3 separate regions of the Homo sapiens genome follow, and all the other regions are linked to region 1. A link is an interaction called in ENCODE POLR2A ChIA-PET data of the cell type or tissue named here. Cell type or tissue: PC-9. All regions are shown on one strand.

Region 1 (8,000 bases):
GCTCACTGCAACCTCTGTCTCCCAGGTTCAAGTGATTCTCCTGCCTCAGCCTCCTGAGTAGCTGGGATTACAGGGGTCCGCCACCACGCACAGCTAATTTTTTATTTTTGGTAGAGATGAAGTTTTGTGATGTTGGCCAGGCTGGTCTCAAACTCCTGGACTCAAGTGATCTGCCCGCCATGGCCTCCCAAAGTGCTGGGATTACAGGCATGAGCCACCGCCACCGGCCAAAAGATTTTGTAAAAGTGTCACTCCTCCACTCTCTCTGCTTTGCTCCTACCAACCTCTCAGAACGTAATCAATCTCATTAGCTTCTGGTTATCTTGTTTCTTTTTGCACAAATGAAGAGATACAAATATGTTTTGCTATCTTCTCCTCCTTTTTTATACAAACGCTAGGATACTATAAATACTGTTTTGTCCTTTGACTTCTTCACGAAATATATCCTGGAAGTCATTACATGTTGGTTCAAAGAAATTTTTTTTTCTTCTTTTCAGAGGCAGGGTCTTACTCTGTCACCCAGGCTGGAATGCAGTGGCACAATCATGACTTACTGCAGCCTTGACCTCCCAGGCTCAAGTGATCCTCCCACCTCAACCTCAGCCTCCTGAGGAGCTGGGACTACAGGCATGTGTCATCTAGTGACATAATTTTTTTTAATTTTTTCTAGAAACAGGTGTCTCACTATGTTGCCCATGTAGGTCTTGAACTCCTGGGCTCAAGCAATCCTCCCGCCTCAGACTCCCAAAGTGCTGGGATTACAGGACTGAGCCACCAAGCCTGGCTTTTTTTTTTTTTTTTAACAGCTGCACTGCCAACTGAAAGACTCTCAGTGGCCAAAGCTGGAACAATTTGAGCAACAAAACAAAGTAGTATTGGATTATAACCCAAGGTATAAAGTAAATATACATGAGTCCATACTGACATAAGTAAATAAATGGGGGAGAACAGGCAACTCTCCAGAACAGAATTCCACAAGATTATGTAGATACTCCACCACCTTGGAGGAACAGGGTAACTTCCCAGTCCTTACGTGTAGGCTGCACACAGTGACTTCCTTCCAAAGAGTTATGAAAAGGGAGAAAAAGAGTAACTTCAAAGCAGAGAAACCTAGCCACGTGCAATAGCTCACATCTGTAATACCAGCACTTTGGTAGGCTAAGGCAGACAGATTGCTTGAGCCCAGGAGTTCAAGACCAGCCTGAGCAACATGGCGAAAACCCGTTCTCTACAAATATACAAATACAAAAAATTATTCGAGCATGGTGACGTGGCCTGTAGTCCCAGCTACTCGGGAGGGTGAGATGAGAGGATCACCCAGGCCCAGGAGGTTGAAGCTGCAGTAAGCCAAAATGACACTACTGCACTCCAGCCTGGAAGACATAGTGGACCCTGTCTCCAAAAAAAAAAAAGGTACAGAAACCTAACACGTATCTCAGCCAGGTGATCAACGTCAACATTAACAGTGATAAATTATGTTGTAGTATGCAGCCTTGATGAAAATGTACTTTACCTCTGTGGTCTTCATCCGAAAACACATGATCCCAATCCAATTATGAGGAAAACAAGACAAATTCAAACAGAGGAGCATTCTACCAAATACCTGGCCATTATGCCTCAAACCTTTTCGGGTCATCAAAAACAAAGAAAATGTCACAGATAACAGGAGCCTAAAGAGTGACAAGAACTAAGTGTAATGTGTATCCTGGACGGAATCCTGTAACAGAGAAAAGACATTAGGTAAACACTAACCTGAAGCAATCTGAGTAAGCATGGACTTTAAATAACGATCATGTATCAATATTGGTTTATTAACTGTAACAAACACCTTATCAATGTAAGATGTTAATAATAAGGGACACTAGATGTGAGGTATATGGGAACTCCCTGTACTGCATTCACAATTTCTCTGTAAATCTAAAACTGTTCTAAAAAAACAAAGTCTATTTAAAAATAAAAATTACAAAACAGCTGTATAGTGCTCCATTGTGTGGATGCACCATAGGTCGTTCAACTACTTTACGTTGGGAAAGTGTGTTCCCAACATTTTCCAAGTGCAAACAACACTGCAGTAAATAACTCTATGCATACATTTTTTCATACTGTTAGAGTTATACTTTTAAGATAAATTCCTATAAGTGGGACTGATGGATTAAAAAGCAAATATACGGCAGTTTTGCTACAAGGCAGCAAATTCCTCTCTATAAAGATTATAACAATTTGCAGTCCCATCAGAAATGTATGAGGGTATACAGTGTTGCCAACAGAATGCGCTGTCACACTGTTTAATTTGGCCCCCCTGCAGATAAGTAATGGTATGTTCAGTATATTTAATTTGTATTTCTCTAATTATTGAGGTTGAACATCTTCTCATGTTTAAAGGCCATCTTTTCTTTTTTTTTTAAATTGTCTCTCATGCTTTTGCTCATTTTTCTCTCTGATTTTTGGCCTCTTATTCCCCCTCCTTTTTTTTTTTTTTTTTGTGTAAAGACAGGGTCTCACTTTGTCACACAGGCTGATGTGTTGTACTGCAGCCTCAAACAACTGGGTAAGTGATCCTACTACCTCAACCTTCCAAGTAGCTAGGACTACAGGCATGTGCCATGCCCGGCCACTTTTATTTTTATTTTTTGTAGAGACAGGATCTTGCTATGTTGCCCAAGCTGGTCTGGAACTCCAGGCCTCAAACGATCCTTTATCAATCTTTGATTTTATTGTCTCTGGAATTCAGGGTCCTTACTTAGGCACACTTTCCCCACACCTAGGTTATATAAGAATTTATCCAGGTTTCTTAGTGTTTGTATCGTTTCATTTTTGACATTTAGATGTCTGCCCCATTAGTTGATTCATATGTATGGTATTCTAACTTTTTCCAAACAGCTATGTAATTGTCCCCATGCTATTTACTTAAAAATCTATTTTCCAGACTTCTGCTTCTAGCCATGAAAGAACAAACTGAATATATAAAACAACTATTTTCAGATATTGGGACAACAGACTACAGGACTGTGATAACTGAAAGAAAAAAACAAAACAAAGTGAACCCTACATTCACCTAGCTTTCTACCCACAGACAATTTCCAAACCATGTAGCAGAGAACAGAACTCAAGAGGAGAATGGTAGTTTCACCGAGCAGAGGAGGCAAACGTCAGAGGAATTCGGGCAGGCTGGGGCAGCCGGAATTTGTGAGGTAGAGATAAGCAGCAAAAGAACTCCAGAAATCTACATGGAGCTGCCTTGAGTCACTGACTGAGTATTCACTACACATGTATTGGGTGACTTTCACAATGCCATAGTCACTACGAAGAACAATTACAGCAGCTACAAGCTGAAAAACGCAGAGCTCACACAGGGCTGGGAGTCAATGGAGTCCTTATAAGCCAAAGTAGAGATCTCATTGAATATGCAAGTCAATCAGTAAAGAATCCTAATTTAGTAATTGGGCTAAGCTAACTCTAGAGTAAAGACTATGCCAGCTATGCCCTAAAAATATGTAAAAACACGAACTGCCTGCTGATACAAAAGATAAAATCCAAGTCATCAACAATGTTCAGCCTCAAAAAACAAAAAACCAGTAAACAAGTTTTTTGTAGAAAATGACAAGCTGATTCTAAAATTAATATGGAAATGAAAGTACTTAGAATAGCCAAAACAACTTTGAAAAAAGAACAAAATTGGAGGATTTATACTATATGACTGAGACTTACTACAAGGCAACAGTAATTAAGACAGCATGGTACTGGTGTTAAGAAGAGACATATAAATCAGTGAAACAGACTAGAGAGCCCAGAAATAGACCCACTCACATATGGTAAATTGATTTTTGACAAAGGGACCATGGTAAATCAGCAGGGATAGAACAGTCTCTTCAACATATGGTGTTGAGACAACTGGCTACCCACAGGCAAAGAAAATCAACTTCAACTCACACCTCATACTATACACAAAAATTAACTTGAAATCTCAGATAAGAATACACAAATATCAAAAGAAAAAAATGAAATTAACTTGAAACGAATCATAGACCAATGTAAAGCTAATACGATAGAACTAAAAGAAAATACAGGAGTATCTTTGTGACCACAGAATACACAAAGATCCTTAAGACACAAAAAGCACAAACCATGAAAGAAAAAAAAAAGACTTCATCAAATGTACAAGCTACTCTTTGAAACACATCCTAAAGGAAGTAAAAAAAAAAAAGCCACAGAGAAAATATTCACAATACACTTATCAAAGGATTTGTATCCCAAATGATAAAAAGAATGCTTATAACTCAGTCATAAAACAATCCAATTTTAAAATACAGGCAAAAAATTTTATATGAATGGCCAAAGAAGCACATGAAAAGCATGTCAAAATCATTAGTCATCAGGGAAATACAATTTAAAACCAAAAGGAGATACTACTACATATCCACACAATGGCTGAACTTAAAAAGTTTATAATATTAGGCAGTGGTGATGGACAGTGGTAGGAATGTAGAGTAGTATAAAATGGAAAACAGTTTGGTGGCCTTTTATGAAGGTACATATACACTTAACACATGACCTAGTCATTCCATTCCTAGGTATTTACCCAAGAGAAATAAAATGATGTTTACACAAAGACTTGCACATGATGGCTGGGTGCGGTGGCTCATGCCTGTAATCCCAGCACTTTGGGGGGCCATGGCAGGTGGATCACCTGAGATCAGGAGTTCGAGACCAGCCTGACCAACATAATGAAACCCCGTCTCTACTAAATATACAAAAATGAGCCAGGTGTGGTGACACACACCTGTAATCCCAGCTCCTCAAGAGGCTGAGGCAGGAGAATTGCTTGAACCTGGGAGGCAGAGGTTGCAGTGAGCCAAGATTGGGCCCCTGCACTCCAGCCTGGGTGACAGAGCGAGACTCTGTCTCAAAAACAAATGACTTGTGCATGAATGTTCATAGCAGCTTTATCCAAAATAGCACAGCTGCAAACTGTTTATTTGCCTAAATGTCCATTAATAGGTAAATAAACTGTGGCATATCCATACAATGAACTACTACTCAGAAATAAAAATAAATGAACTAATGACATGTGCAACAGCATGTTATGACCCTCAAAAACATATCATGGTGCAAAATATAGGAATATACAATGTAGGCCAGGTGCAGTGGCTCATGCCTGTAATCCCAGCACTTTGGGAGGCCGAGGCGGGAGGATCACCTGAGGTCAGGAGTTCGAGACCAGCCTGCCCAACATGGTGAAACTCCGTCTCTACTAAAGATAAAAAAAATTAGCCAGGCCTGGTGGCGCACGCCTGTAATCCCAGCTACTAGGCAAACTGAGACAGGAGAAACACTTGAACCTGGGAGGCGGAGGTTGCAGTGAGCCAAGATCGCGCCACTACACTCTAGGTTGGGTGACAGAGTGAGACTCCATCTCAAAAACAAAAAGAATATACGATGTAGTGTAAATTTCTAACAAATTCTAGAACTGCAAAATTCATCTATATCAACAAAAAGTAGTGCAGTGGTTACCTGGGCAAGACGTAAGTTAAGGGTTGGGGACTCACTGCAAAGGGGCACAGGAAACTGATAGAAATGTTTTAGATCTTGACTGTGATGGTGGTTGCATGGGTATCTATATATGACAAAACTCATCAAACTGTATACTTAAAATAGATGCATTTCCTTACATGTAAATTACACCTCAATAAAGTTAATTTTTTAAAATCCATCTTTAGTTCCAGTGATTCAAGAAGCCACCTTTATTATAAGAAATCCATTTGAAAGAAAAAAAAAACAACAACGTTTAAATAGATTTCAATTTAAAAACAGTCATGGACCAAAAAGCAATATACAAATATAAACATAAAACAAAGATTACTTAAAAGCAAGGGTTGAAAAACTCTGCCCCTTAATTTGATTAACCATGGAAATAAATATGATGCGATAATATCCTTATTTATGTCTAGTATTACAAAAAGCACAACATAAATCTAAAGGGCTATACTGGCAAAATCCTCAATAACAAGACTGAAATGTTATTCCACAGAGTCTCTTTCTCTCCGCTGTGCCTCTCTGTTGCCAGACCCTCTCCCCTTTTCTGTCTCTGACTATAACTGACCATATACAAATTGAAATATTCTACTTTAACACAAATAATTAGTTCTTGTTCTTTAAACAGTGAATATTTTATATAGTTTTTACTTTAAAAATCAAAACGTTATGTTTTATTGATGTAGTCTGGCTCATTTGATCTATATGTATAGTGAAATAGCCCAAAAAATATTGTCATCAACAACATTCTTTGAACCAGTAAAAATATCTGACTTCACATTTTATAAGCACTACTTACCACCTTACTTTTGGTCTATAAATTTTACTCATTTAAGTGATACTTTATATTATTATAATTTGATATATCTACAGTTTGTAGACATCATGAGAAAAACTATGCAAAGCTAAAGAAAAAACAAATGCTTCTTGTAACAACGGTGTCATATATCAAACATATAAGGAAAAGCTAAATATTCAACAGCTATAAAAATGTCAGCTTGATTTAATGTATTCCAAATATGGATGGGCTCCTTTTCTATTTTGGTTTTAACCATGTAATTTTACTTCCATTCCACTAACAACTAAACACATCAGATTAAGCCAATCATAAATCTAGTTAATGTCTAATTATATAACACGTTTCTATTACCATTAAACACAGAATGGTAGCCATCAAAGAGCAGATACTTTTAGAATAATTCCATTATAATCAGAAGTGTCAGCGCTGAATATAACTGTTCTAGTGCCCTATAATTAGGAAAGAGAAAGCATTTTATTGTAAGAACATGGATTCCAACTGTTACATACCAGTTCAGACGTTCCCTAACAAACTACCATGTCTGATTTTTACTAATCATAAAAGGAGGTAGTTTGTGTAAAAAAAAGAAAAAAATCGCACATATCAACTGCTAATCTTGACTAAACTCAGACTCCTTACTAAGACATTATCGTTTCCTTCTATCAACGGAGATAACATTTTACATCAGTGGGTTATAACTAAGTTTCATTTTGGCTGTACAGTCGTTTTTCTGAACTCTTACATTTTTGTGACATTCCTTAAGCAAGTTAATCAAGACGTTGCATTCTTCAGTGTGCAAGTGTGGAGATAAGTCAGGATGCATCTTTAGGAGATGAGGATGGATCACAGCAGTGCAACCTGTGGATACAAGAGTGTCTTGAATATGCATAAACACATTTGTTACGCCACCTAAAAGTATCTTCATAAGAACCTCTAGTGACCTTTATCAGAGAAGTATGTTAACCATTAACCAGCTGTGTGACCTCAGGCAAATTATTAAACTTGAGACAAAGCTTTCTAATTCAATGATTTAAGATATTCAGCAAGTTATCAGTAGTATTTAGAGAACCTACAGGTTCAGGAGAAAAGCAGGAAGCCTCAAGAGACCCAATCCCGGAAATAAGCACTAAAGCAGAAACAGCTTGCTTATATTAATAAGCCTGACTTCAAATATTTTCGCCACATTCTCGAAATTAACAACTCATTTTGTTCAGATGAAATTCTACCAATTAAGAGAATTGGCTTATTATTTTAAAATGTATATTATTCTGAGGGTTAAAGGGTCATTAGTCTCATATTAGTGTGAATATAGATTGCTTTTTTCTTAATAGCTGGCTGAAAAAAAAACTAAACAATGAAATGAAACCAGAAGTTGTGAAAAAAAATTTCAAATTTAACAGATATAGCCATAAAACTAATTATTACACTGAAAACATGAAGCTGAAATCCCTGAACTTAAGTTTAATTGGATCATCCACAAGGTGGAAAATTAGCAGCCAAGGTCAAAGGAAAAACATCATGGGCAGCTGTTCTTTTTTTTTTTTTTTTTTTGTAGTCAGGGGTCTTGCTATGTTGCCCAGGCTGGTTTCAAACTCCTGTCCTCAAGTGATCCTCAGCCTCCCAAAGTGTTGGGACAGGCATGAGCTACCGTGCCCCACCTGGGCTTAAC
Region 2 (8,000 bases), 1.0 Mb after region 1:
GGTGGGTGGATCACTTGAGGTCAGGAGTTTGAGACCAGCTGGGCCAACATGGTGAAACCCTGTCTCTACTAAAAACAGAAAAAATTCGCCAGGCGTGGTGATGCACACCTGTAATCTCAGCTACTCAGAAGGTTGAGGCAGGAGAATTGCTTGAACCTGGGAGATGGAGGTTGCAGTGAGTGCAGACTGCACCACTATACTCCAGTCTAGGCGACAGAGGGAGATTCCATCTCAAAAAAAACAAAAAACAAAAAACCAAAAGGCCAAACACACCTTGGAAGAAAATTACCTAAGGGCATAGAGTTAAGTGAAAACCAGTATACTCGTAATAGATATGGGTATTTATGCAGGGTTTTGAATATAACTAGGTAGCAGGACAGCTGTCTATAATTCAGGGTCATCACCTGAGGTGTTTCAAATCTTGTTCGGCTACCTAAACTTCTGCCTAGATACTTGTGGCACAAGTGCCTTGCAATTCCTCACAATGCTGATGACAAAGAAATGAAATAATTTTGTAACTGGTATTTCCCATCTGTTTCCCAAGCTACAGTATAAATGCCATGTGAGTACAGACTGGCAATATCTATAGGGACAAGGAATATCTAGCAGATTGTAGACCCAGTAAATATAAATGGGGTGAACATTTTGCAAGCTCTTCAAATGCCTCTTTCTGTCCTATCTGCAAGGAGTACTACACTTGTACTTTCTTCTTCACTAGGTCAGCAGTTTGCCACGTCTATAAATTGAAGTAATACCAAGTAATTGAATTAATATCTAGTAATTGAAGTAATATCAACTGCCACTTATTAAGCACTTACTCTCTGCCAGGCATTGTGCAACACTCTGTCTGTGAATTATTTCACAACCCTCTCAGATGAGTACTAATTTGTTAATTCCATTTTACAGGTGAGAAAACTGAAGCTCAGAGACACAAAGTGCCTAACTCCAAGTCCTACAGCTAGCAAATGGTAGAGCAGGGATCTGTACCAATAACCCAGGTGCATCTGACTCTACAGTTCATCTTAACGCAGCAGCACTCGAGGCTGTGCAGAGCCCCTACCTGAAGTGCTTGGTACTGACCTGAGTCCTGTGAGGGCTTTCACTGTTAACACATTCTGCAACCTCATTGTGGTTCCTGCAGTTCCCAGAGAAAATGAATTGGAGGTGGCCCATCTTCTCCCATGTGGCACAGGTAGCACTGATGAAGGGTTAAGACTCCCAGTTTGGAAATCTGGGCATTAGACTTGGCTCTTCCACCAATTCCCTGTGTTACCCTAGGCAATTCACTGAACCTCTGTTTCCTCCGCCCTAAAATAAAAACAGCAACAACCATGGCTACACTTATTATTTATTATGGGTTAGGCAGTGATATGGTTTGGCCGTGTCTCCACCCAAGCCTCTTGTTGAATTGTAGCTCCCGTAAATCCCACGTGTCCTGGAGGGACCCGGTAGGAGGTAATTGAATCATGGGGGCGGGTCTTTCCTGTGCTATTCTCATGATAGTAAGTCCCACAACATCTGATGATTTTATAAAAGAAAATTCCCCTACACAAACTCTCTTGCCAGCCACCATGTAAGACGTGACTTTGCTCTTCCTTTGCCTTCTGCCATGATTATGAGGCCTCCCCAGCCACGTGGAACTGTGAGTCCATTAAACTACTTTCCATTATAAATTACCCAGTCTTGGGAATGTCTTTATTAGCAGTATGAGAATGGACTAATACAGTAAATTGGCACTGGGTAGTGGGGTGCTACTGTAAAGATATCTGAAAATGTGGAAGTGACTTTGGAACTGGTTTACAGGCAAAGCCTGCAACAGTTTGGAGGGCTCAGAAGAAGACAGGAAGATGTGGGAAAGTTTGGAACTTCCTAGAGACTTGTTGAATGGCTTTCACCAAAATGCTGACAGTGATATAGACAATAAAGTCCAGGCTGAGGTGGTCTCAGAGATGAGGAACTTGTTGGGAACTGGAGCAAAAGTGACTCGTTATGTTTTAGCAAAGAGACTGATGGCATTTTGTCCTTGCCCTAGAGATCTGTGTAAGTCAGAGCTTCAGAGAGATGATTTAGGGTATCTGGGGTAAGAAATTTCTAAGCTGCAAAGCATTCAAGAGGAAGCAGAGTGTAGGTTTGAAAAATTTGCAGCCTAATGATACAAAAGAAAAGAAAAACCCATTTTCTGGGGAGAAATTCAAGCTGGCTGCAGAAATTTGCATAAGTAACAAGGAGCCAAATGCTAATCATCAAGACAATGGGGAAAATGTCTCCAGGGCATGTCAGAGACCTTCTTGGCAGCCCCTCCTACCAAAGGCCCAGAAGTCTAGGAGGCAAAAATGGTTTCCTGGGCTGGGTCCAGGGTCCCCCTGCTCTATGCAGCCTAGGGACTTGGTGCTCTGCGTCCCAGCTGCTCCAGCTGTGGCTAAAACGGGCCAAGGTACAGCTCAAACTGGGGCTTCAGAGGGTGCAAGCCCCAAGCCTTGGAAACTTCCATGCGGTGTTAAGCCTGTGGGTACACAGAAGTCAAGAACTGAGGTTTGGAAACCTCTCCCTAGGTTTCAGAGGATGTATGGAAACTCCTGGATGTCCAGGCAGAAGTTGGCTGCAGGGGTGGGGCCCTCATGGAGAACCACTGCTAGAGCAGCATGGAAGGGAAATGTGGGGTTGGAACCACCCCACAGCGTCCCCACTGGGACACTGCCTAGTGGAGCTGTGAGAAGAGAGCTACCATCCTCCAGACCCCAGAATGGTAGATCCACCAACAGCTTGCACCGTACACCTAGAAAAGCAGCAGACACTAAACGCCAGCCCTGGAAGCAGCCAAAAGTGGGGCTGTACCCTGCAAAACCACAAGGGTGGAGCTGCCCAAGACTATGGGAAACCACCTCTTGCATCAGTATGACCTGGATATGGGACACGGAGTCAAAGGAGGTCATTTTGGAGTTTCAAGATGTGACTGCCCCGCTGGATTTTAGACTTGCATGGGGCCTGTAGCCCCTTCGTTGTGGCCAATTTCTCCTTTTTGGAATGAGTATACTTACCCAATACCTGTACCCCCATTGTATCTAGGAAGTAACTAACTTGCTTTTGATTTTACAGGCTTATAGGTGGAAGGGGCTTGCCTTGCCTCAGATGAGACTTTGGAGTGTGGACTTTTGAGTTAATGCTAAAATGAGTTAAGACTTTGTGGGACTGTTGGGAAGGCATGATTGGTTTTGAAATGTGAGGGCATGAGATTTGGGAGGGGCCAGGGGCGGAATGATATGGTTTGGCTGTGTCTCCACCCAAATCTCACCTTGAATTGTAGATCCCATAATTACCACGTGTCCTGGGAGGGACCCAGTGGGAGGTAACTGAATCACAGGGGTGGGTTTTTCCCATGCCGTTCTCTTGATAGTGAATAAGTCTCAAAAGATCTGATGGTTTTATAAAGGGGAGTTCCCCTACACAAGCTCTCTTGCCTGCCACCATATAAGACGTAAGATGTGACTTTGCTCCTCTTTTGCCTTCTGGCATGATTATGAGGCTTCCCCAGCCATGTGGAACTGTGAGTCCATCAAACCTCTTAACTTTATAAATTACCCAGTCTTGGGTATGTTTTTATTAGCAGCATGAGAATGGATTAATACAGGTAGTTTAAAGGTTTAGCATTTAAGCCTCAGGACAATCTTCCGAAGTTGTTACTAGTATTATCATCAGCTTTCAGAAATGAGGAAAATAGATCAGAGGTTAGGAACCTTGCCCACAAATTATGCAGGTCATAAGGGGTTGGGCAGGGTTCAGGACTTGAAGCCGGGTCTGTATGACTCTTAACCACTACATGTAATGCCGCACAATAAGGCTGGGACAATACAGATTCGCTTAGGTCATTATCTTATCACTGTGAAAGGAAAATAAATCTTGGGGTCCCAAGATCACTAAGCTAAAGGGAAAAGTCAAGCTGAGAACTGCTTAGGGCAAACCTGCCTCCCATTCTATTCATGTATCTCTGCTCACTAAAATAAAGGCATATCTGATTGCTTCCTTTGGAGAGGCTAATCAAACTCAAAATAATGCAACCATTTGTCTCTTACCTACCTATGACCTGGAAGCCCCCTCCCCGTTTCGAGTTGTCCCGCCTTTCCAGACCGAAAAACATGTTCATCTTACATCTGTTCTTGTCTCATGTCTCCCTAAAATGTAGAAAACGAAACTGGGCTCTGACCACATTAAGAATACATCGTCAGGACCGCCTGAGGCTGTGTCATGGGTACATGTCTTCAACCTTGGCAAAATAAACTTTCTAAATGAACTGAGACCCGTCTCAGATTTTCAGGGCTCACTCCACCTCCACAATTTCTGTCACATCTGATTCATCTGGTATTATGACTAGCCTATAAGGTTTTGTTTAAACCTACTTACCTTTTCCCAACAAATACATGCAGTTTAAATGGGAACCTGTCACTGCCACTTTTAAGTGGCAAACCAGAACCAAGTGATAAAGAGGAGGTAATCGTTCTCCCAAAGTGTGCAGAAAATCAAAGACAGGAATCAAGTATAGCCAGCCACCTGTGGAAAGTTCGGAGCTTGGGGCCCCGATGTCCTTAAAAACAAAAAATGCGGAGGGCCAGTGTTTGAGGCCTTGGCGACATTCTAGAAAGCCAAGCTGCGCCCGGTCCCCTGGGATCAGGAAGACATCTGAAAGGGGATACTCCTTCCCGCCACCCTGCTCAGTCATTCACCACCGTCCCCCACCCCCGGGACCGCCACCTGTCGCGTTCCAGGCCGAGGCGGTCCAGGGTCCCCGCGGAAGGGCGGCGGCCCCCCAACCCCAGCCCAGGCCCACTCACAGCTGCAGGAACAAGGGCGCGGCAGACGGCTACAGCAGGCAGAGAGGCCCAGGCCTCCTAGCTACCCATCACCACAGCTGGGGCGCCGAAGCCGTCGGACCTGCCTCCTGGAGCCACTTCCGGGCCTCTCTAGGAAGCCTGGAGGTCTCGGAGTCTCTATGACGCGCAGGTGTCTCCTTCACCTTCACCGGCGTTGAGGTAGCAGGAGGTTCGCTTCATGAATTCCCCCACGTTCTCTGGCTGTGCGTTCCGCCGTGGCGGGAACCCTTTTAGGGTCACGTCTTCCCCCACGTCCCCTGTCTGTGCGTTCCGCCGTGGTGGGAACCCTGTTAGGGCCACGTCAACTGCTCTTCCCACCTCCAGTGTCTGCTTTTAGACTTTCACCTCCATCTTTGTTTATCCCCAAGGCCAAGACCAGTGCCTGATAAATAGGCACTCAGGTCAGCATTGCTTGGGTGGATGGATGATGGAAAAGGCTCTATAGGGAGGCAGAATATTCACTCTCCATGTATCTCTTTAAGTTTCTATTATCTCTGAGTTTCCATATCTATGTGTGCCCATAGGTTTTCCTGTGTCCCTAATTTTCCTTATTTCTCTTTGTTCTGGTCGCCAAGCAGGCAGTGATGCCAAGACTAATCTTTGTTGCTGAAGGAACCAAGGAATGCAGAAAGGAAAGTTGGCATCCTCACTCAGAGGTCTCCTTTTGAGGCCCATCTTTTGTCTCCTCATCATGAGTGTGGTTCTGTGGATGGTTGCAGACTGTACACGTGTATGGACATGCATCCTGGAATGGACCCCTGGCTGGGGAGGATTTCATTTTAGTGTCTTGGAGGATGGAAGTTTTGACTTCATGTGGTGCTCTTGCCGATAGATCTGGTACCAAAGGCAGACTCAGAGAGGTTCATATCAATTGCCTGATTTACTGCTCAGTTTTCACTAAGCACACACAGTCACAAGGACAAAGCTCAAGTCCTAGGATATAAAAATTAATGAAGCCCAGGTGAAGAAATCAAGAAGTGCCAGTCCCTGGCACTGGCCTCTCTCATAGGATGCTCTGGCTTTCCTGCCTGTCTTGTCCTCACCTATTAGGCAGGCATAAGTCACAGGAGACTTCTTGTGCTAAGCAGTCTTAAAGAACAGCTTTGCAGTGGCTGCTTAGGATACATAAAAATTAGAAGAGAAGAGGAAGGGTATTCAGGGGGCTGAGAGACCAGCTATATGCTCTTGAGGCCAGCAGCTAAGGAAGAAAAGACCCACTGAGGATGCAGTAAAGAAGACAGACTTCCTTTGGGGAATTACAGGATCCTCTGAGGGATACCCAGATTTAGAGTGTGTGGATAAACATGAGAAATGGTGAATTTAAATGTTAGTATTCTTGTGCCACCGAGGACTCTTTTAAAATATAATCAGGCGTGTTTTAAAGGAAAATTACAAACTCTATAATTGCTTCCTTAGCTTCCATCATAATTTAGTGAGTTGATTTTATAAAGGTCTGACCAAGAGATCTAAGACAGAAATGACTGGAGAAAGAAATTAACTTCAATGTGAGTTTGTATATCAGTGTTTGTTTAGTATTGTCTTCCCCCAATAATATGTCCAGGCAGTGGATGCATCTCAGAAAGATCAGTTTGCTGTCACAATTACTCACAGGTGTGCAGTATTTTATTTCTCACTCCGATCACAGTCCAATTCAGTCTGCAGGGAAGGGGAAGAGTGCTGTGCTCCACATAATCACTCAGGGACCCAGGCTTCCCCCATTTGTTATGCCATCATGTTCAACTCTTGGCTGCCAAGGTCACTACAGAAGAGGAAGTAAGAGCTTGGCTTTCCCCAACACTTTCACTTAAAGTCTCCTGCATCCCCTTGAAATTCTTCAATCTCTTCACAGCACTTAGCTCATCTGAAATTATCTTGCATGTTGCTATAATGAAAGCTCCGTGAGTGCAGAGACCTGCTTGATTGATTGGTGTATCTCCACTACCTACTATAGTGTCTGGCATAGAGACAGAATTTTTTTTTTTTTTTTTTTTTTTTTTTTACTGGTGAATGAATCAGCAAATGAATATATGTCACATTTCTGGTTGTCCCTGTTCAAAATCCCAGGCTTGCAAACGACACCTTCTTTTGGCCCAGCTTGGATCAGAAATCACCTCTACCATTGTCAGCTGTGGCAAAAGGACACAAGAACTGCTATAAACTGTGGTCATTTCTAAAGAACGGAAATTATTGTGAGCTTGGTAGGCACATGAGAACTTTGCTATCCAAAAGTGTGGATCAGTAACATCAACATCACCTGAGAGCTTATTAGAAATGTTGGGTCTTGGATCCCATTCTAGGCTTAATAAATACAAATCTGTATTCAGCAAAATCCCTAGGTAATTCCTATGTATAGTAAAGGCTGATAAGCACTGCCCTAAAAGTGCTATGACTTAGTAGTAGTAGCACTACAACTCTCTGAGGTGGGTAAGAGAAACCTTGTAATAGTTCCACACTGCATCTGGAAATCAGGTGAGTTTAAGTGACTTACCCAAGGTCACAGAACTAGTAAATGACAGACCTGTGATTAAAAGCCAAGGCTTCTGGCCGGGTGCGGTGGCTCACGCCTGTAATCCCAGCACTTTGGGAGGCTGAGGCGGGCGGATCACGAGGTCGGGAGATCAAGACCATCCTGGCTAACACAGTGAAACCCTGTCTCTACTAAACATACAAAAAATTAGCTGGGTGAGGTGGTGGGCACCTGTAGTCCCAGCTACTTGGGAGGCTGAGGCAGGAGAATGGCGTGAACCCAGGAGATGGAGCTTGCAGTGAGCCGAGATCACGCCACTGCACTCCAGCCTGGGCGACAGAGTGAGACTCTGTCTCAAAAAAAAAAAAAAAAAAAGCCAAGGCTTCTGACTCCCATATCCTCCACATTCCATCTATTTCACCATGCAGCTGTCTTTCCTAGATAAACCTATTTTCTTTCACTAATAAAAAAAATATAAAGGGGAATAGACAGAAAAAAATTGAGCTATATTTAAACAGTGGTTAATGGCTTCAATAATTGATTTTAGAAAAGAAAACAAGCATTTATCACATGCAGTACATTTCATAAAATGGTTTTCCTCATTACATATTAAAGAACTCTCCAAGTAACATAATGTTTATATTTCATTTATTCAGCAATTAAGCAAC
Region 3 (8,000 bases), 250 kb after region 1:
TGAAACCCCATCTCTACTAAAAATACAAAAATTAGCTGGGGATGGTGGCAGGCACCTGTAATCCCAGCTGCTTGGGAGGATAAGGCAGAAGAATCGCTTGAACCCGGAAGGCAGAGACTGCAGTGAGCCAAGATCACGCCACTGCACTCCAGCCTGGGTGACAGAACGAGACTCCATCTCAAAAAATATAAAAGGATGAGCTGCAATTTTTTTTTTTCTGAGTTGGAGTCTCACTCTGTCACCCACGCTGGAGTACAGTGGCACCATCTTGGCTCACTGCAACCTCCACCTCCTGGTTTCAAGTGATTCTCCTGCCTCAGCCTCTTGAGTAGCTGGGATTACAGGTGCCCATCACCATGCCCAGCTAATTTTTGTATTGTATTTTTAGTAGAAACGAGGTTTCACCATGTTGGCCAGGTAGGTCTTGAACTCCTGACCTCAGGTGATCTGCCTGCCTTGGCCTCCCAAAGTGATGGGATTATAAGCATGAGCCACCATGCCTAGCCAATCAGCTATAATTTAAATTTAGTTTCAACTCAGGCATGTAGCATCTTTCCTCTGGGTCAGGTCTTCTCAACTCCTGCTGCACACATGTAGGTACTTTTTATTATTTTTTTAATTATTATTATTATTTTGAGACGGAGTCTTGCTCTGTCGCCCAGGCTAGAGTGCAGTGGCGCGATCTCGGCTCACTGCAAGCTCTGCCTCCTGGGTTCACGCCATTCTCCTGCCTCAGGCTCCCGAGTAGCTGGGACTACAGGCACCTGCCACCACGCCCGGCTAATTTTTTGTATTTTTAGTAGAGACGGGGTTTCACGGTGTTAGCCAGGATGGTCTTGATCTCCTGACCTCGTGATCCGCCCGCCTCTGCCTCCGTATGTTTTATTTTTGAGATAAGGGCTTGCTTTGTTGCCCAGGCTGGAGTCCAGTGCTGCTATCACAGTTCACTGCAGCCTCAACCTCCCAGACTCAAGTGATCCTCCCACCTCAGCCTCCCAAGTAGTTGGGACTACAGGCACGCACCACCATGCCCAGCTAATTTTTTTTGGTAGAGACGGAGCCTCAATATGTTGCCTAGGCTGGTCTTAATTCCTGGGCTCAAGTGATCCTCCCGCCTTGGCCTCCGAAAGTGCTAGGATTACAGGTGTGAGCCACTACACCCGGCCAACATAAAAAAAAAAAACTGATGGCTGAGATCCACCTTCAGAGATTCTGCGTCAGTGGGTCTGGAGTGAGGCCCAGCACTGATACATTTAGTACTGCCAATCAGGTGATTCCAATGTGTGCCAGGGCGGAAGCACAGCCAGACCACACAGCTGTCAGGAATGAACGGCCCAAGGTGCTGGCATGTGCTCTCAGCCCAGACCGGACCATCATTATTCTCAGCTGGGTTGCATAAAGGCCAGTGCCACTGCCTTTTCTTACTCTACCCACAGAGCAAATGACTGGTTCTTTCTTTAAGCAAAATACGTTAAGATGAGTTCATTAACTTCAATCAGTGCATATAGCAAGTTGAATACGAATTTCAGGCAATGGCAACACACGAAGATACACGAATAATAGGGAAGCTCAGATCAAATTCAGGCATTGTTTTGCCCTCTTGATAGGCCAGGAAGTTGAAGTTTCTTTTTAACTATTCTGTTTACTTATTTATTTTTTGAGACAGAGTCTCACTCTGTGGCCGAGGCTGGAGTGCAGTGGTGCCATCTCAGCTTACTGCAATGTCTGCCTCACAGGTTCAAGCGATTTTCCTGCCTCAGCCTCCTTAGCATCTGGGATTGCAGGCGTCTTCCACCACGCCTGGATAATTTTTGTATTTTTAGTAGAGACAGGATTTCGCCGTGTTGGCCAGGCTGGTCTCGAACTCCTGACCTCAAGTGACCCGCCAACCATGGCCTCCCAAAGTTCTGGGATTACAGGCATGAGCCACCACTCCTGGCCCGTCTTTTTTACTATTCTTTATAGTTTCTGAGAAAAGCCTTTGGTTCCCGTTCGTTATTTTTTAAATAGGTACATGAAACATTTTATGTCTCCTTCTTCCAAAAAGAAAATAATGAATTAAGTGGCTCTTTATGTATGATTATTAGAGGGGAGCATCGGGGCCTTTACTAAAAACAAAACAAAATGTAAAACCTTTCCCGTCTCTGCTGAAGGGGTTCCCTGCTGTGCAGCAGACATTCAGTGATCACAGAGCTTAGCTCAAGTTTCTCCTAATTCCCAGCACCTCTGATTCCCAGCATCTCTTCTTGTTCTGATCATAAACAACTCCAGCTCTTGGATTACGTCGGGCAACATAACAGCAGGCACGGAATTCTCTCTGCTTATTTAGAACCTAGTCTGAAGCAAGCTTTTTTTTTTTTTTGGTTAAGTCAAAAGTGAAACTGGAGAGGGAAAGCTGAGGGAACAATAAGAGGATTAAAGATTAGCTATGACACATGGCTTGGAAATTAACCTTTAACCAAACATCTTATAAGTAACGCCAGCGCAGCTTCCCTTGTGAATGTAAAGAGATCCAGGGCTCTTGGAGAGGGACAAGTGAGAGCCAGCCAAAAAGGAAAAAGCAAAGGCAGAAACGGCATCAGGAGAGACAGAGATGTGAAGGAGGGAAGGAGCAGGAGAGCAGGAAGGAAACGCAGGAGGAGGGAGCAGCATCTCCTGTGAACACAGAGGAGCACCTGTTTGCTGTTAAAATCGATCTCCCTCGGCACCCTGAGCAATGGATATAATATTTGGCAGGAATAGGAAAGAACAGCTGGAGCCTGTGAGGGCCAAAGTGACAGGTGAGCATTCTGATAAACACTGGGCTCTTTCTTCTATTTATTTTATTATTTTTTTTTTTTTTGAGGCGGAGTCTCGCTCTGTCGCCCGGGCTGGAGTCCAGTGGCTTGATCTCGGCCCACTGCAACCTCTGCCTCCTGGGTTCAAACGATCCTCCCACCACAGCCTCCCGAGTAGCTGAGATTACAGGCACCCACCACCAAGCCCGGCTAATCTGTGTGTTTTTAGTAGAGACGGGGTTTCAGCATGTTGGCCAGGCTGGTCTCGAACTCCTAGCCTCAAGTGATCCACCCACCTCGGCCTCCGAAAGTGCTAGGATTACAGGGGTGAGCCACTGCACCTGGCTTCTTCCTTGTGTTTAGATGGACACTATTTTTTCCTGATGATATAAGTAATACTAATTGTAAATTACTTTTGGAAAGTCTGGAAAACAGTACAGAGAGGGGACACATTTTCTGTGAAAATCTAGGTATTCTTTTACACATTATAACTCCGTTTGCAAAGGGAGGAGAGTCAGTCTCACTGTTCCCAGGAAAAAAGCATTGGAATGCCCCAGTGGGTACATAGACAATGGGATTAATCTGCAAACTGCTGCCTGTCTCAGATGCATGATGTATTTGTGCAAATGTATGCATTCTAAATTAGTTTCAAAATGCTTAGAGGGGCGTGCATGAGCTCCCACGCATGCACATCCACCACGCACACTTGCAGGGGATTGCAGAGTCTGATGTGATTTTCTCTCAGGAACTCACAGGTGTGAGCTCCTGCAGAGCCTATAGGAGTAGGACCTTCTATCCTTTAGAGGCTCTGTGTTTCGCTTAATCTTTTATATCTCTTTTTCCTCCTCTTTTGAGTTGCCACTTTCCTGGTACCATTTCGACTCTAAAGGGCAGTTCCTGGTTCTGGACTCCCGGGTCCCCAGAGTGGTGCTCGCTCAGTTTTAAGAACAGCTGAGTCAGCTCAGGCCTGCAGGCATTTTCATCTGCTAGATGGACTGGAATTGTTCATAAGGAGAGGACAACTGTGAGTGATTTTCGTGAGAACATCAGATTGAAGCTTTTCAACTGAGCAATTGCCTTGGGAGTCTTTTGAAACAAAAAAAAAATAGCTTTTATGTATATATTTTCCTGGTTACAAAGGTAAGGCACAATCTATAGCTATCAATCTGTATATATATATAGCTGTATGTATATTAAATTATATATAAATTAATTAGGAGTGCAAATGAGAACATGGAAGGAAATAAAATCAGCTGTATTTTGAAATCTCTTAACCACTATTAATATTTGGGTCTATTTCCTTTAACTTTTTAAAACATAGGTAGATCAATTGATAGATTACTATATTTGTAAACAGTTTTTCAAAAAGCAAATGTATACTATTACATTTTTATTTTTTTTCTCAATTTGACTGTTCATCTGTACATATTTTATTTTTTAAAAAGACACCCCACGGCCAGGTGCGGTGGCTCACGCCTGTGGTCCCAGCACTTTCGGAGGCCAAAGAGGGTGGATCACTTGAAGCCAGGAGTTTGAGACCAGCCTGGCTAACATGGCGAAATCCCTCTCTACTAAAAATACACAAATTAGCCAGGGGTGGTGGCATGCACCTGTAGTCCCAGCTACTCAGGAGGATGAGGTAGTAGAATTGCTTGAACCCCGGAGGCAGAGGTTGCAGTGAGCTGAGATCGTGCCACTGCACTCTGGCCTTGGCAAGAGTGAGACCCTGTCTCAAAAATAAATAAATAAAAAAAAACCAGGCACCCCAGCCTGGCCAACCTGGTATGGTGAAACACTGTCTTTATTATTTGGTTGGTGCAAAAATAATCGCGGTTTTTGCCATTACTTTCAATGCATTTAATTTTAATTTTTTTTTTTTTTTGAGAAGGAGTTTCACTCTTGTTGCCCAGGCTGGAGTGTAATGGCGCGATCTCGGCTCACCACAACCTCTGCCTCCTGGGTTCAAGCGATTCTTCTGCCTCAGCCTCCCAAATAGCTGGAATGACAGGCATGCACCACCACACCCGGCTAATTTTGTATTTTTAGCTGAAACAGGGTATCTCCATGTTGGTCAGGCTGGTCGCAAACTCCCAACCTCAGTTGATCCGCCCGTGTTGGCCTCCCAGAGTGCTGGGATTATAGGCGTGAACCACCATGCCCGGCCTGAAATTTTATTTTAAATAAAAATACAAAAATTAGCCAGGCATGGTGGTGCATATCTATAAGCCCAGCTCCTCAGGAGACTGGGCATGAGAATCACTTGAACCCAGGAGGCAGAGGTTGTAGTGAGCCAAGATCGCACCACTGTACTCCAGCCTGGGCAACAGAGTGAGACTCTGTCTCCAAAAGAAAACAAAAAGGCACCTATGATACCTACCTTTTCGTGCCCTGGAATATTTTGTACCCTTTACACCTCATGTTTAATGACTGCATGAAATCCTTGGAAATGTTAGAAAACATGAATTCTAGAACACGAGAGGCTGAGTGAGCCCCAAAGATCAGCAGCGGTTCTCAAAGGGGTGGCCCCGGACCTGCAGCATAAGCATCACCTGGGTGCTGGGTAGAAATAAACATCCTTGGGCCCTACCCAGACCCACGGGGTCAGACACTTGGGGGGTGGAGCTCAGCAAGCTGTGTGTTCACAAGCCCTCAGGCGATTCCAAAGGTAAGAACCATTCCTCTACATCAAGCCTCCCTATTGACAGATGGGAAACTGAGGCAGAGGGGCAGTGACTTGCCAAGGCCAGGCAGCCTGCAGAGAACAGGCCTCCTGACTCTCCGTCCAGGCCTGGGTTGAGCCTAATCAGTTGGTGACATCCATGGGCAAACAGCTAACTAAAAACTGTGCCTGGGTTGACACGTCCATGCAGGGAGCACATGCAAAGGTTTTGGCTTTGTAACTGGCTGTGCCGACACACGTGTGTTCTGAGACCTCTTTGGCAACTTAAGCATTTCCTGCCTCAGTGTTCTTTTCTGTTTGATGAATGTAGCCTGGCACCTCCCACATAGGGTTGCTGCAACGATTAAGTGGTTTAATCCACCTAGAACACAGTGGCTGGTGTATGAATGCATGTAAGTGTTCTTGTCCTATCTAGGGCTTTAATTATATTCTCAGATGCCTCTCTCCCTGCTCTTTCTCAAGCCTGCCCCCTCTCCTGTGCCCTGGGTGCCTGTGCCTGGCGCCACGATTATGTAGGTGCCCAAGGCAAGAGACTTGGCTGTCTTTTTTTTTTTTTTTTTTTTTTTTTGAGGCGGAGTTTCACTCTGTCGCCCAGGCAAGAGTGCAATGGCGCAATCTTCGGCTCACTGCAATCTCCTCCTCCTAGGTTCAATCGATTCTCCTGCCTCAGCCTCCCCAGTAGCTGGGATTACAGGCACCCACCACCACACCCAGCTAATTTTTGTATTTTCAGTAGTGACGGGGTTTCACCATATTGGCCAGGCTAGTCTCAAACTTCTGACCTCGAGTGATCCATCCGCCTTGGCCTCCCCTAGTGCTAGGATAACAGGCCTGAGCCACCGCGCTGGCCTCGGCTGTCATTTTTCAGTGCTCCACTGCACATCCCCCTGTATTTAGTCAAATAGAGGCCCATCAGTTCTGTGTGTTCCATCTATCTTTGTTCATCCATTTCTCTCCATCCCTGTGGAATCCCCGGGTCCTCTCTCTGGTCTTCCTGCCTCTCTCAGGGAATTTCCCAGTCCACAATCCACACCATGGGTGGAGACAACCTTCGAAGCTCCAAGTTCCTATTCCATTTATAACAGGGGTCCCCGACCCTCGAGCCGTGGACCAGTACCAGTCTGTAGCCTGTTAGGAACCGGGCCGCACAGCATTACGGCCCGAGTTCTGCCTCCTCTCAGATCGGTGGCATTAGATTCTCATATGAGTGCAAACCCTACTGTGAGCGTGAACCCTGTCGTGAACTGCACATAGGAGGGATCTAGGTTGTGCGCTCCTTATAAGAATCGACCCCTCAACCCCACCATCCATGGAAAAATTATCTTCCACAAAACCAGTCCCTGGTGCCAAAAAGTTTGGGGACCACTGATCTATATGGAATCCAGAACAGGCAAATCCATAGGAAAGAAGATGGGTGCCTGCCAGGGGCTGGGGTAAGGGGAGAAGGGGGAGTGACAGCTAATGCATAAGGGAGATGGCTTTTTGGAGTGATGAAATGTTCTGGAATTAGGTGATGGTTGCGCAACATTGTGAATACACTAGAACCCCCTGAACTGTACATTTTAAAATGATGAGTTTTATCTCAAATTTTTTTAAATTGCAGAAAATATCTGGTCCTGTCCTTCCCTATTATAACCATCAAAGGTGCCCCATTCTTCTGAGGATTAGATCAGGACCCTTAGTGTGATCCTGTTGACCTTTGTCCCCTGGCCCCCGTTATTTCTGCAGTTTCATTGCTTACAGTTTTCTTGCTTGAAAATGACGGTCCAGTCTTACTAAACAGCTTGCCCGTCTCCTGGTCTTGATCATTCATTCATTCATTCATTCATTCATTTATGAGACGGAGTCTTGCTCTGTCACCCAGGCTGGAGTGCAGTGGCGTGATCTCAGCTCACTGCAACCTCCCCCTTCCGGGTTTAAGCAATTCTCCTGTCTCAGCCTCCAGAGTGGTTGGGATTACAGGCACCCGTCATCACACCTGGCTAATTTTTGTATTTTTGGTGGAGGCGGGGTTTCACCATGTTGGCCAGGCTTGTCTCCAGCTCCTGACCTCAAGCGATCTGCCTGCCTCACCTCCCAAAGTGCTGGGATTCAGGTATGCCTCGGCATGCCCAGCCTCCTGGTTTTGGTCTTCTTGTTTTGGGTTCCTCCAGAGGCAAGAATTCAAGGCTAAGTGGTTTATTTGGCACGTGATCCCAAGAAACATCAGGAGGAACTCAGGGAAACAGAGAGAAGGAAACCAATAAATGGGGCATTGTCGAGCCATTGGCTGCTGAGGCCATTGGAGCTAAATCCTCTGGGTATGACGTAAAACATGCCTCTCGTGATCCCAACTGAGGGCAAGGCAACGGCGGGATTTGTCCCCCAATTCTGCATCCATCACTGGGTGAGAGCAGCTTCCAGGGGCATTACCTATCCGAGGTGCTTCCTGCTCTTCCTGCATGTAGGCAAAGCCTGCCCCACCCGCAGTCAGAACCAAGCACTCAGGCAGGGAGCTGCAGGCATTTGCAGAAAGCAGCCTGTAGGAAGGGACGAACGCTGAG

The links. ChIA-PET counts read pairs that join two places held together with the same protein. Peaks named below come from ENCODE experiments on the same cell type or tissue, not always from the same donor. Only the 100,000 strongest peaks of a DNase experiment are listed, where the experiment ranks them.
Region 2: POLR2A ChIA-PET joins it to region 1 with 5 read pairs; 1 of 35 experiments calls an interaction of 5 or more read pairs at or near these places.
Region 3: POLR2A ChIA-PET joins it to region 1 with 6 read pairs; 3 of 35 experiments call an interaction of 5 or more read pairs at or near these places.

What each region holds. Positions count from the first base shown.
Region 1 is chr16:80,990,241-80,998,240 of GRCh38, forward strand. CMC2 (C-X9-C motif containing 2) reads right to left here. Exons shown (of 4, transcript NM_020188.5): 2 at 7,074-7,189. The coding sequence starts at 7,154. Among named protein-coding and RNA genes, the nearest start is that of CMC2, 13 kb to the right of the region's middle. In PC-9, no CTCF peak of the experiment used is centred here; DNase peaks (open chromatin) are centred at 3,231 and 4,481; H3K4me3 peaks cover 303 bases; H3K27ac peaks cover 2,450 bases.
Region 2 is chr16:82,006,561-82,014,560 of GRCh38, forward strand. It overlaps SDR42E1 (short chain dehydrogenase/reductase family 42E, member 1), which reads right to left and starts at 4,910. Exons shown (of 3, transcript NM_145168.3): 1 at 4,827-4,910. LOC112268169 (a long non-coding RNA gene) reads left to right here. Exons shown (of 2, transcript XR_002957879.2): 2 at 907-1,334. RefSeq lists a silencer at 4,685-4,834 and enhancers at 5,075-5,164, 5,175-5,254. In PC-9, no CTCF peak of the experiment used is centred here; a DNase peak (open chromatin) is centred at 4,951; H3K4me3 peaks cover 1,548 bases.
Region 3 is chr16:81,236,193-81,244,192 of GRCh38, forward strand. BCO1 (beta-carotene oxygenase 1) reads left to right here and starts at 2,497. Exons shown (of 11, transcript NM_017429.3): 1 at 2,497-2,780. The coding sequence starts at 2,717. In PC-9, no CTCF peak of the experiment used is centred here; a DNase peak (open chromatin) is centred at 2,399; H3K4me3 peaks cover 877 bases; H3K27ac peaks cover 772 bases.